Linked DNA regions of Homo sapiens: region 1 is linked to region 2. Evidence: chromatin contacts called from ENCODE Hi-C data. All regions are on one chromosome and are shown on one strand. Each heading gives the region's core, a stretch centred on a gene start or an enhancer-like site at or near the end of the contact. The rest is flanking DNA. Distances are from core to core; before and after follow the strand shown.

Region 1 (5,384 bases), core at 1,057-3,556, 1.1 Mb before region 2:
GGCCTCCAGCAATCAATCATCCCCACTCAGCCTCCCCAAATTCTGGGATTACAGGCGTGAGCTACCGAGCGTTGCCAAAAGTTGATTTAATTCTATGACATTTCTATAAAGATGTTATAAATGACGATATACAAAATAGAGTCCTGAGGTCTTAGTAATTTGCGTGATCTTAATCTAACCATAGAGTAAAACTTCACAATCCAACTTTTCCACGTTGTTCCCCTGCCCAAATGGTTTCTTATGCGCGCAAATGTGGTGACATGCTGTTCTTCATCACATTTTTACAAAGAGAGATAAATACACCTATAGTTCTAACTTAGATGTACGCCTCATTTAAAATAAAGAGTAATGCTACTCAAAGGACCTAAAAAAGTACAGTATTTCGGTTGACTCAATCCTGACACATAAAACTTAACGTTTCAGTAATGATTATATTGGATGTTTATTAAAACTGAGGCTATTTTCGAAAATTTCAAATAATTTTATTAAAATTAGCTGGTCAAGCAAACAAAATTTGTAAATTTCTGTCACAAAATAAAATATCTAAGACCAAGGCACTAAAAATGTGATGTTAACATCAGTCTAATTTCATTCAATATTTAATTAAAATGTTGCTTCCTTACAATTCTACCCCATATAAAAATAATTCCTTTTCCATAATTGCAAATGCTTCACAATAACATACTAGGCCATAAACAGTTTAGCTTCAACCTGTCATTTTTCACGAGCTCATTCAAGTCTTCAGTGACTGCTTTCTCCCAGGACAGACAACTGAGGGTCCTGATGTAGGAATTACCCTGACTGTAATCAAATCTCAGGGTAAAAACATGACAAGTCCGCTTTCCACGCTGCTCCTCTGCCCAAACTTTCCCCTTTCATTCTGGGAATGACCATCGACTCTCAAAATGATGTTAAACAACAGCCCACAACTGATCTATACTCCCTCTTCCGACAAACCCTATACTTCTCTATATCAAAGCAGCATTTGCCAAGTCTTGGTAGGGAGCACTTCAGGTCATTCCCAGAGAGATGCCCATACATAAGGTGGAAGTGTCCATGTTGCAAGGCAGTGCAAACGCTCAGATTTCAAGCATTCATAATGCGTTGACAGAAACATTTTTTTTCTATTTAAATCTCATGTTGATTCCCACTCTGGCAGTGATTACGTCCTAAGTCATTACGTCGCTTTTTAAATACCAATTTGTCAAGAAAGGTAACTCCATCCCATCCAACAACAGACTTGAGCACGCCAAGTATCGCTCATTTTTCTTAATTTGCTCTAAGTTTCTTAATAAACTGAGTGTTTCCAAAAGAAAATTTCACAACCCGCACAAATGCCATTTCCAAATTTAACTAACCATGGCTAATACTTAGAAGTGTAAGCGTTAACACAGGAAAATCAGCATGAGGGACAAAATACACACACATATACACTCACACACACACACACAATCCTTAAACACTGAACTAGGGCGCCAGCCTCATGTTTAAATATCTCAACTTGAACTCCACTGAAACAAGAGGAAATTCTCACTAGCCAGGCAGCAGTAAGGCTTTTGTGGACACCTCTTATTTTCAAAGAACCCTCTTTTTAAAAAGTTGAAAATTAATTTCTAACTGCTTTAAAGGGCGCATGACTGGGTCAAAAGATAAACACAGAAAGTGTAGGACACTCTCAGGCGGGAGCAGCGCAGGTTTAGCCCCGGCCGGAGGGGAAGGAGGGAAATGAGTGAGGGGTCAGAGACAGGAGGAAAGACGCGGGAGACGCGGCACCCACCGGCGAGCAGCCCGGGCTAGGCCGAGCCCGCGCCCAGCGCCCCGCGCCCGCCGCGTCCCCCACACCGGGAACTGCCCGTACCTGTCCGACACGCCGGGATGCGCTGCGGGGCCCGCGACGCCGGCGCCTCTCACGGCGCCGCGTCCGCCGCCCGCGAGCCAGGAAGCCACCGCGGCCTGCGGCTTCCCGCCACCGCCGCCCGTTCCTTCTTCCAGGGACACGGCGAGCTGGCTGAAAGCGTAAAGGAGCGAGCAGAAGCCGCAGGCCACACACAGCACCACGACGCGCAGGTAGCGCCGCATCGCCCCGGCCGCGCTCCTCCTTCGCCGCCGCCGCCGCGCCCGCCCCGACGAACTGGAGCGGAGGGAGGGGCACCGCGCAGCCGCGGGCGCAACAAGTTCCTCACCCGCAGCCGCCGCCGCCGCCTTGCGCCCGCTCCCTTCCTTCCCTCCCCGCCCACCACCTAGGCGAGCGCAGTCGCGGCTCCGGAGCCGAAGGACTACCCGCCCGGAAGCCTGGACACCGCCTCTGCCGCCGCGCGCTCAAGGGTCAGCGGCAGCGACGCAACCCCGCCCCTCCCCCGGGCGGGAGGGCTGGACGCGCCGGCGCAGTTCGCGTGGGAGGGACGCAGGGCTGGCGCGCAGAGGGTGGTGTGAGTGCGCGGAACGCGGCGCGCCTGAGGGCTATAGCTAGCGCAGGCCGACGCGCAGGTGAATGGGAGCCCTGTGGGTCTCGACCGCCGAGAGAGGGGGAGCGAAAGCCTCAGGGCTCTGGAGGCAGTTGACCTAAATTCTAATTATGGTCCTTCCACATGGTAGTTTGTGACATTGGGCAACCTAAATTCTCTGAGCATGTTTCTTCGTCCCTAAAATGGAGCTACTATCCTCATCATGGGGTGGTTGTAAAGATTAAACTGTTTAACGCTCGAAAACCGCCTAACACTTAGAAGACACTTGACTAGGCCAGTTTCCTCTCCATCCTCCCCCAGCCTCTAAGTTTCTGTGATACTATAATGTGCACGAGCCATTTTCACCCCGATAAGCTCATTGCTTCGTGTGTTTGGTATGCGGACCTTACCTCTTGCCTCCCAGCAGACAGTGAGTTCCTGTAAGGCAGGGCTCTTCCCTTTGACCTTTTTGACCTCCCTCACAACTCATTATTTTCATGTGCAAAACAATTAGTATTCTCTCCACAGAGCTTCTTTCTTCCCCAGTTCTTCTCCCTCTTCTTCTGTGTTTCCACTACGTTCATTCATTGACCATTTATAAAGCATCACTTGTGCCAAGCTCTGTGTGAGTACCTAGGGGTATAAAGAGGCCTAAGTGGAGCGTGGGTGGGACAGCGGATACTTGTAAATAAGCGCAACGCAGTGATAACAGACTTAAGATCCAGGCCTGTAAGGGTGTGGGCATACACACAAAGGAACAATCAGTTCTATCTGTGAGTATGGTCAAGAGAGACTTCATAGCAAAGGTGGCGCTAGAGTCTTGAGTCGGGTAAGGGAAGTAATTCCAGGCTGAAGGATCAATAAACAGGCTCTTGTGTAGGGAACTGTTGAGAAGTTTGATACCACCAGCTAAGTGAATGCAAGAGAGGGTATGATGAGCGATAAGCGCGTAGAAGGGGCCAGATATTTGAGTGCTTTGTTTAGCACACCAAGGAGTTTGAATTTAATCTGCAAGACATTAGTGAACCATTGAAGGGTTTTTAAATAGGGAAGTAACATGATCACAATTGCATTTTAGAGAGCAGATTCTGGCTGTAGTGTGGAGGCTGAAACAGAGAGAGGAGAGATTGGAGGCAGAAAGCAGCACCAGTGCCAAAAAGTGAGGGAAGGGATACTTAAAAATACACACACACACGAACACACATTCATGGGGAAAAATCATGCGTTTAACTGCTGAAATTGCATCTGGGGCGTTGAAAAGTTTGGCCATGAGATACAAGGTGGGGAAATGCTGCGCAAAATAGTAGCAGTCTCCATTTGGATCCTTGGCTCCCTATACCAAAAAAGTAGTGGTTCTGTGACCATGATAAAGTCACTAAACAAATTTAAGGTTCAACTTCCTCCCCTTCTTGCTTTACCTGATAAAAAATGAACATTAGCATGCTATCAAGATGTGTAAAGAGAATGAGAACATACATTTATGCATTCAATAAACATTTATTGAACATATTCTACATGCCAGACAAGGGGCTCTGATGCAGAGTATTCAGAAATAAAAGGAGTGTACTGCTCTCAAAGGGAAAACAGGCAAATAGAAACCACAAGTATACTAAATTAATACTTCCACTACACCTTACACTTCTTAGAGAAATGAAGATAAACTTAACGAAGTATCCAGAATGATAGGAAAAGCATTGATAAGAATGAAAATACCTTTTGAGAGAAAGCTGAAAGATATGGTACCAAGAAACTAGAGTAAGAGCTAGTACTCAAAAAATGTTTAATTTAAAAGATACTAACTATAACTCTTCTCTATTTCAACAAAGAAACTAAACGTAGTAATAATTAAGAATAACTCCTTGACCCACAGATGGTTAAAATAATGGAATGGCAAAAAGAGAAGGCAAGCAGTTTTCATTTCTGCAACAATTTTATGAAAAGAGCAAATCAGGAAAAATAGCCACTCATTTATTGACGTCAGGGTACTGGACCATATCATCCTTTTAGGTTCCTTCTAATCCTGTAATTTTCTGTTGAAAAATTATATAAACCATTCCAAAAATAGAAATGATTTTTCTATTACTCACACATCATCTTAACTGGCTATCTTGGAGGAGCTGTGTGCATGCTGGCATCCCCTCTAATTATTAACCGGATTTACACGTTGCATTTTGATATTCCTAAAATTAAGTTAATGAAAGCGCTTTAACATATTTGATGTCACAACAGTTAGGTGTTTCTTCCATGTACTGCGTGAAGGTATGTATTCCTAAATCTATTTTTTTCTCTCTATACCAGTCTCTTAATTCTCTAATGATAGACTGATATCCAAATTTTTAATCCATGTTGACCTTCATTCATCGTATCAAATAGGTAAATTTAGGTGGAGAAAAAGTAATTTAAAATTATCAATATTTGTTGTTTAGGAGATAGAGATCTCCATGATCTGGAAAATTCTCTGATTCAGAATTAAGCCACATCTCAATAATTTTATATTTAAAAGATTAATCTTGATTTTTCGTATAGCTCTTAGTACATCCTGGATATATAATAGGCGTTCAATTAATGGGCGTTTTCTTTTTTTTTTTTTTTTTTTGAGATGGAGTTTTGCTCTGTCACCAGGCTGGAGTGCAGTGGCACAATCTCAGCTCACTGCAACCTCCGCTTCTCGGGTTCAAGTGATTCTCCTGCCTCAGCCTCCTGAGTAGCTGGGACTACAAGCGCGTGCGTGCCACCAGGCCCGGCTAATTTTTTGTATTTTTAGTAGAGACGGGGTTTCACCATGTTGGCCAGAATAGTCTCTATCTCCTGACCTCGTGATCCACCCACCTCGGCCTCCCCGAAGTGCTGGGATTACAGCGTGAGCCACTGCGCCCGGCTCCCATTTTCATTTTTTTAAAATGTCTTCTCTAAATCAGTCTAGAGCAGATTTGGGGGCCT
Region 2 (4,804 bases), core at 2,300-4,799:
TTTCCTGAAGAACTATAGCAGATTGAATCCACATTGTTTAAGTGAATATTGAGGTTTTTCCAGTGAATAATTTTCAATTTAACATATAATATCCTAAATCCGTAGGTCCTAAATGGAATCAAGTAGCGAGTATTTATTGAATAAATAATACCAACTATACTTAAGCAGTCCTGGGATACTAAGAAATTTTGAAGTGCAATCACTTCCTTCAAAGTACTTACAGTATGCTTGGAAAAAAACTGTTTTAAAAGATAGTGTATTTATAGAAGATCTGAGGTATAGGAAGACAACAGATCAGGAAATGATTTTCATTAAAAGATAGTTACTCACAGTTTCCAAGAAAAAGGGGTGCACCCTAGACAAGGAACCACTCTCACCACTCCTATTCAACATAGTACTGGAAGTTCTGGCCAGGGCAATCAGGCAAGAGAAAGAAATAAAGGGTATTCAAATAGGAAGAGAGGAAGTCAAATTGTCTCCGCAGATGACATGACCCTATATCTAGAAAACACCATTGTCTCAGCCCCAAAATTCCTTAAGCTGATAAGCAACTTCAGCAAAGTCTCAGGATACAAAATCAGTGTGCGAAAATCACAAGCATTTCTATACACCAACAATAGACTAGCAGAGAGCAAAATCATGAATAAATTCCCATTCACAAATGCTACAAAGAGAATAAAATACCCGAGTTTCTGAGTTTCAGTTTCATACTGAAATTTCATACTAAATACTGCTAACAAGGGATGTGAAGGACCTCTTCAAAGAGAAGAGTTCTTCAAAGAGAACTAGAAACCACTGCTCAAGGGAATAAGAGAGGACACAAACAAATGGAAAAACATTCCATGCTCATGGATAGGAAGAATCAATATTATGAAAATGGCCATACTGCCCAAAGTAATTTATAGATTCAATGCTATTCCCATCAAACTACCATTGACATTCTTCACAGAATTAAAAAAAAAGCTACTTTAAATTTCGTATGGAACCAAAAAATAGCCCATATAGCCAAGACAATCCTAAGCAAAAAGAACAAAGCTGGAGGCATGAGGCAACCTGACTCCAAACTATACTACAAGGCTACAGTAAACAAAGTAGCATGGTACTGGTACCAAAACAGACATACAGACCAATGGAACAGAACAGAGAACTCAGAAATAACACCACACATCTACAACCATCTTCAACAAACCTGACAAAAACCTGACAAAAACAAGCAATGGGCAAAGGATTTCCTATTTAATATACGGTGCTGGGAAAACTGGCTAACCATATGCAGAAACTGAAACTGGACCCTTTGCTTGCACTTTATGCAAAAATTAACTCAAGATGGATTAAAGACATAAATGTAAAACCCAAAACCATATAAACCCTAGAAGAAAATCTAGGCAATAAATGAGGACATGGGCATAGACAAAGATTTCATGAAAAAAACACCAAAAGCAATTGCAACAAAAGCTAAAATTGACAAATGGGATCTAATTAAACTAAGGAGCTTTTGCACAGCAAAATAAACTATCATCAGAATGAACAGGCAACCTACAAAATGAGAGAACATTTTTGCAATCTAACTATCTGACAAAATTTTAATATCCAGAATCTACAAGGAACTTAAATTTACAAGAGTAAAACAACCCCATGAAAAAGTGGGCAAAGGATATGAACAGACACTTCTCAAAATAAGACATTTATGCGACCAAAAAACATATGGAAAAAATCTCAACATCATTAGAGAAATGCAAATCAAAACCACAATGAGATACCATCTTACACCAGTCACAATGACGATTACTAAAAAGTCAAGAGACAACAGATGCTGGTGAGGTTGTGGAGAAATAAGAATGCTTTTACGTTGTTGGTGGGAAGGTAAATTAGTTCAACCATTGTGAAGACAGTGCGGGGATTCTTCAAGGATCTAGAACGGGAAATACAATTTGAGCATGTTCTCACTCCTAAGTGGGAATTGAACAATGAGAACACATGGTCACATGGAGGGGAACAACACACACCAGGGCCTATTGGAGGGCTGGGGAGTAGGGGAGGGAGAGCATCACGGCAAAGAGCTAATGCATGTGGGGCTTAAAACCTAGATGACAGGTTGATAGGTGCAGCAAACCACTATGGCATGCGTATGCCTATGTAACAAACCTGCACGTTCTGCACATGTATCCCAGAACTTAAAGTAAAATAAAAATTTGAAAAAGATAAAAAAAGAAAAAGGGGGTTGACCATGTTATGAAAGGGCCACACGGGGAAACACCTCGGTCATTCAGGAGGCAGAGGGAGGGGAAACTGTGGGCAAGAGCAATTATTGAGATTTCCTGGGAAAGAACAGGTGAAGAGGGTAAGCAGGTTTAGGACTGGATCATTTGAATAAGTTTAGCATATTTAGGACATAGTGGCTATAGGACATAGTGGCTGTCGGCTGTCCTTGGTTTTCTGGTACCTGATCTTGGGTGATTAGGGCAGGTGGATAGTGTCTTGGAGTGTAAGAGTCTGGTAAAGGAGGTGGTGGTTGGGGCATGGGCTCTGAGTTGGTTGGTTGGTATTTGAAAAGAGCTCAAGAGCAAATTGTTTACCATCTCTTGGAATTGATCAACCTTGGCAGGGAGTCCTTCCAGAGTCAACAAGGGCCCAGATGTCAAAGCATCAGAACCCAGAAAATAGAAGACATGGTTGACACAGAAACAACCCCAAACCCAGTAAATATAAATAACATAGTTTACAACTAATACATGTATCGTATACCAAAGGAATGAAAGAATTTAGAGAAATGATTCTCACCTTTGGGAATACATTAGGATGACCTTTGGATTTATAAAGGTAATCACGTTGAATCCCTATCCCAGACACTGACTTAAGTTGTCTAGCGTGAGGCCTGGGCGTCTCCTGATAGGAGCTCCTTTTAAGAGCTCCCCCAAGTGATTTTAATTTGTAGCCCAAGTTAAAAACTACTGATCTCTAGATCTGAAACTGAAACTCAGAAAGGGTAAATAATTTGCCTACATTCCACAGCTAATATGATGGTAAATACACATCTCTCTTCCAAATTAGAATTTAGTTACTTTTAAAAGAGGAAATACAATATTCCCCTCCAAGTAACCAATGTTTTTCCCATCTGAATAACCCAAATACATGTTTTATTTTGTTTCCAACTTTACATATTCCTTGCATTAACCAAGTACCTATTTAATATTATTGCAGAGAAATCTTTGAACCCAGGCATAGTTGATACCTAGAATCTTTTTCTGTCCAGCACATCAACTTCTGTCAGGCTTTTACAACACCACCCCACCCAACTCATACGGTTATGGCTAGCCTGTGAATGACACTGGTGCATATAGGGCTGAGAGTTATCCCATCATGGTATTCCAGCATTTTATCTTTAGTAATTGGTCCAAATGATGATCACATGAACTAAGCTGGACCAGTTAGAATGCTTCCACCAAGATTTCAAATTTGGATGCTGGAGAGACGATGTGTCTCTGCCTTGTGGATTGTAGGCTGTAAGCACCAAGCACTGAGTAAGCTTCTTTGAGATCCTGTCTAAGGCATGAGAGAATGATGCCATCAGGAAGAGAAACACAAATACAAACAGAACCACAAGACGGATAAGCTGATATCATTGTTTGAGCTTCTGGAGTTAGTCAGGCTTAAATACAAACATCTCCACCCATGGACTTCGCAATTATATGAGCCGATAAATTTCCTTTTTAAGTTATTTTAAATTTTGTTTCTGTCACTTTTAACTATTCCTTACTAATTCAGATGTTTTCAAAAAGTATGTATTATTTGGGGTCACAGTCCTGTACAATATAACCAGGGAGTGCCCAAGAAGACTTTGAACTGGATGTGCTTTTCTTCTTATATGTACAATTGCTTCATTGTGTATGTAGGTTCTCCAGATCCAAGTTTAAAGAAAGGCTGTACTGCAAATTAAAAAATCACCAATAAAATATTTCGTAACAGTCCTTTAGAGAAGACTGAGATTCCAATGACAAAAAAAGCCAATAAATCAAAATCAATTACTAAACATCTGCTGTGTACCAAGAAAATGTGAAATGTATAGGGAGGCTCCAAAAGTAAAGAGGACATGGTCACTACTCTTGAGAAGCTCAGAACTTGTGGGGAAAACATGGACCCAAAGTAACCAGCACTCCAAGATAAAGAACACGTGGCAAGTTGCCAAATGAGCAGTATAAGAATACTTTAGGGCTACATATGTTTAAAAGAATGAGCGATAGTTGTTAGACAGAGGTGATCAGAAACACTTATTGTTGTTTTAGAGGAAGTGAAACCTGAACTGTCCCTTGAAGAATGGAAAGTTTTAGCAGAAAGTTTATTTTTGCCTACAAAGATAAAATTCCACGTAACAGGCTTGAGTTACTTCAATACTGCAAATATAGACCGATAAAAATCGAATTTAATGCAGTAGAAACCCATCTCATTACCTGCAGTTCCATATCATTATTTTGAAATATTTGTTACAATGAAAAAAAAGATTTATGAAGAATATAGTATCTGTCAAATACTTTTTGAGATGGTTATGGTTCTTGTCCCTAAAGGTTTTAATCTACTTAGAAATTTCAAATAAATAAGTTATTAATTTGAGGGCTGGGCACGGTGGTTCACGCCTGTAATCCCAGCACTTTGGGAGGCCGAGGCGGGTGGATCACAAGGTCAGGGGTTCGAGACCAGCCTGACCAACATGGTGAAACCCCGTCTCTAATAAAAATACAAAAATTAGCTAGGCGTGGTGGCGGGCACCTGTAATCCCAGCTACTCAGGAGGCTGAAGCAGGAGAATT

What was found. Hi-C counts contacts between places; a loop is a spot of excess contacts on that map. Pooled maps may share reads with other maps.
Region 1: a map of mammary epithelial cell shows a loop between it and region 2 (3-fold over the local background). The contact joins the promoter of GXYLT1 here to the enhancer-like site in region 2. A Hi-C loop is called at or near these places in 4 of 168 maps with a recorded cell type or tissue (IMR-90, chondrocyte, endothelial cell of umbilical vein and 1 more), 2 of 37 single-sample maps with no recorded cell type and 6 of 50 pooled maps.

What each region holds. Positions count from the first base shown.
Region 1 is chr12:42,142,568-42,147,951 of GRCh38, forward strand. GXYLT1 (glucoside xylosyltransferase 1) reads right to left here and starts at 2,307. Exons shown (of 8, transcript NM_173601.2): 1 at 1,859-2,307. The coding sequence starts at 2,079. RefSeq lists silencers at 1,695-1,924, 2,005-2,504 and an enhancer at 2,665-2,734.
Region 2 is chr12:43,274,227-43,279,030 of GRCh38, forward strand. No RefSeq gene overlaps it. Among named protein-coding and RNA genes, the nearest start is that of LINC02461, 120 kb to the left of the region's middle. Within about 2 kb of position 3,550, at least 4 of the 41 ENCODE cell types and tissues checked have a DNase peak (open chromatin) inside an H3K27ac peak, as active enhancers do; they include endothelial cell of umbilical vein, where a contact is called at or near this core.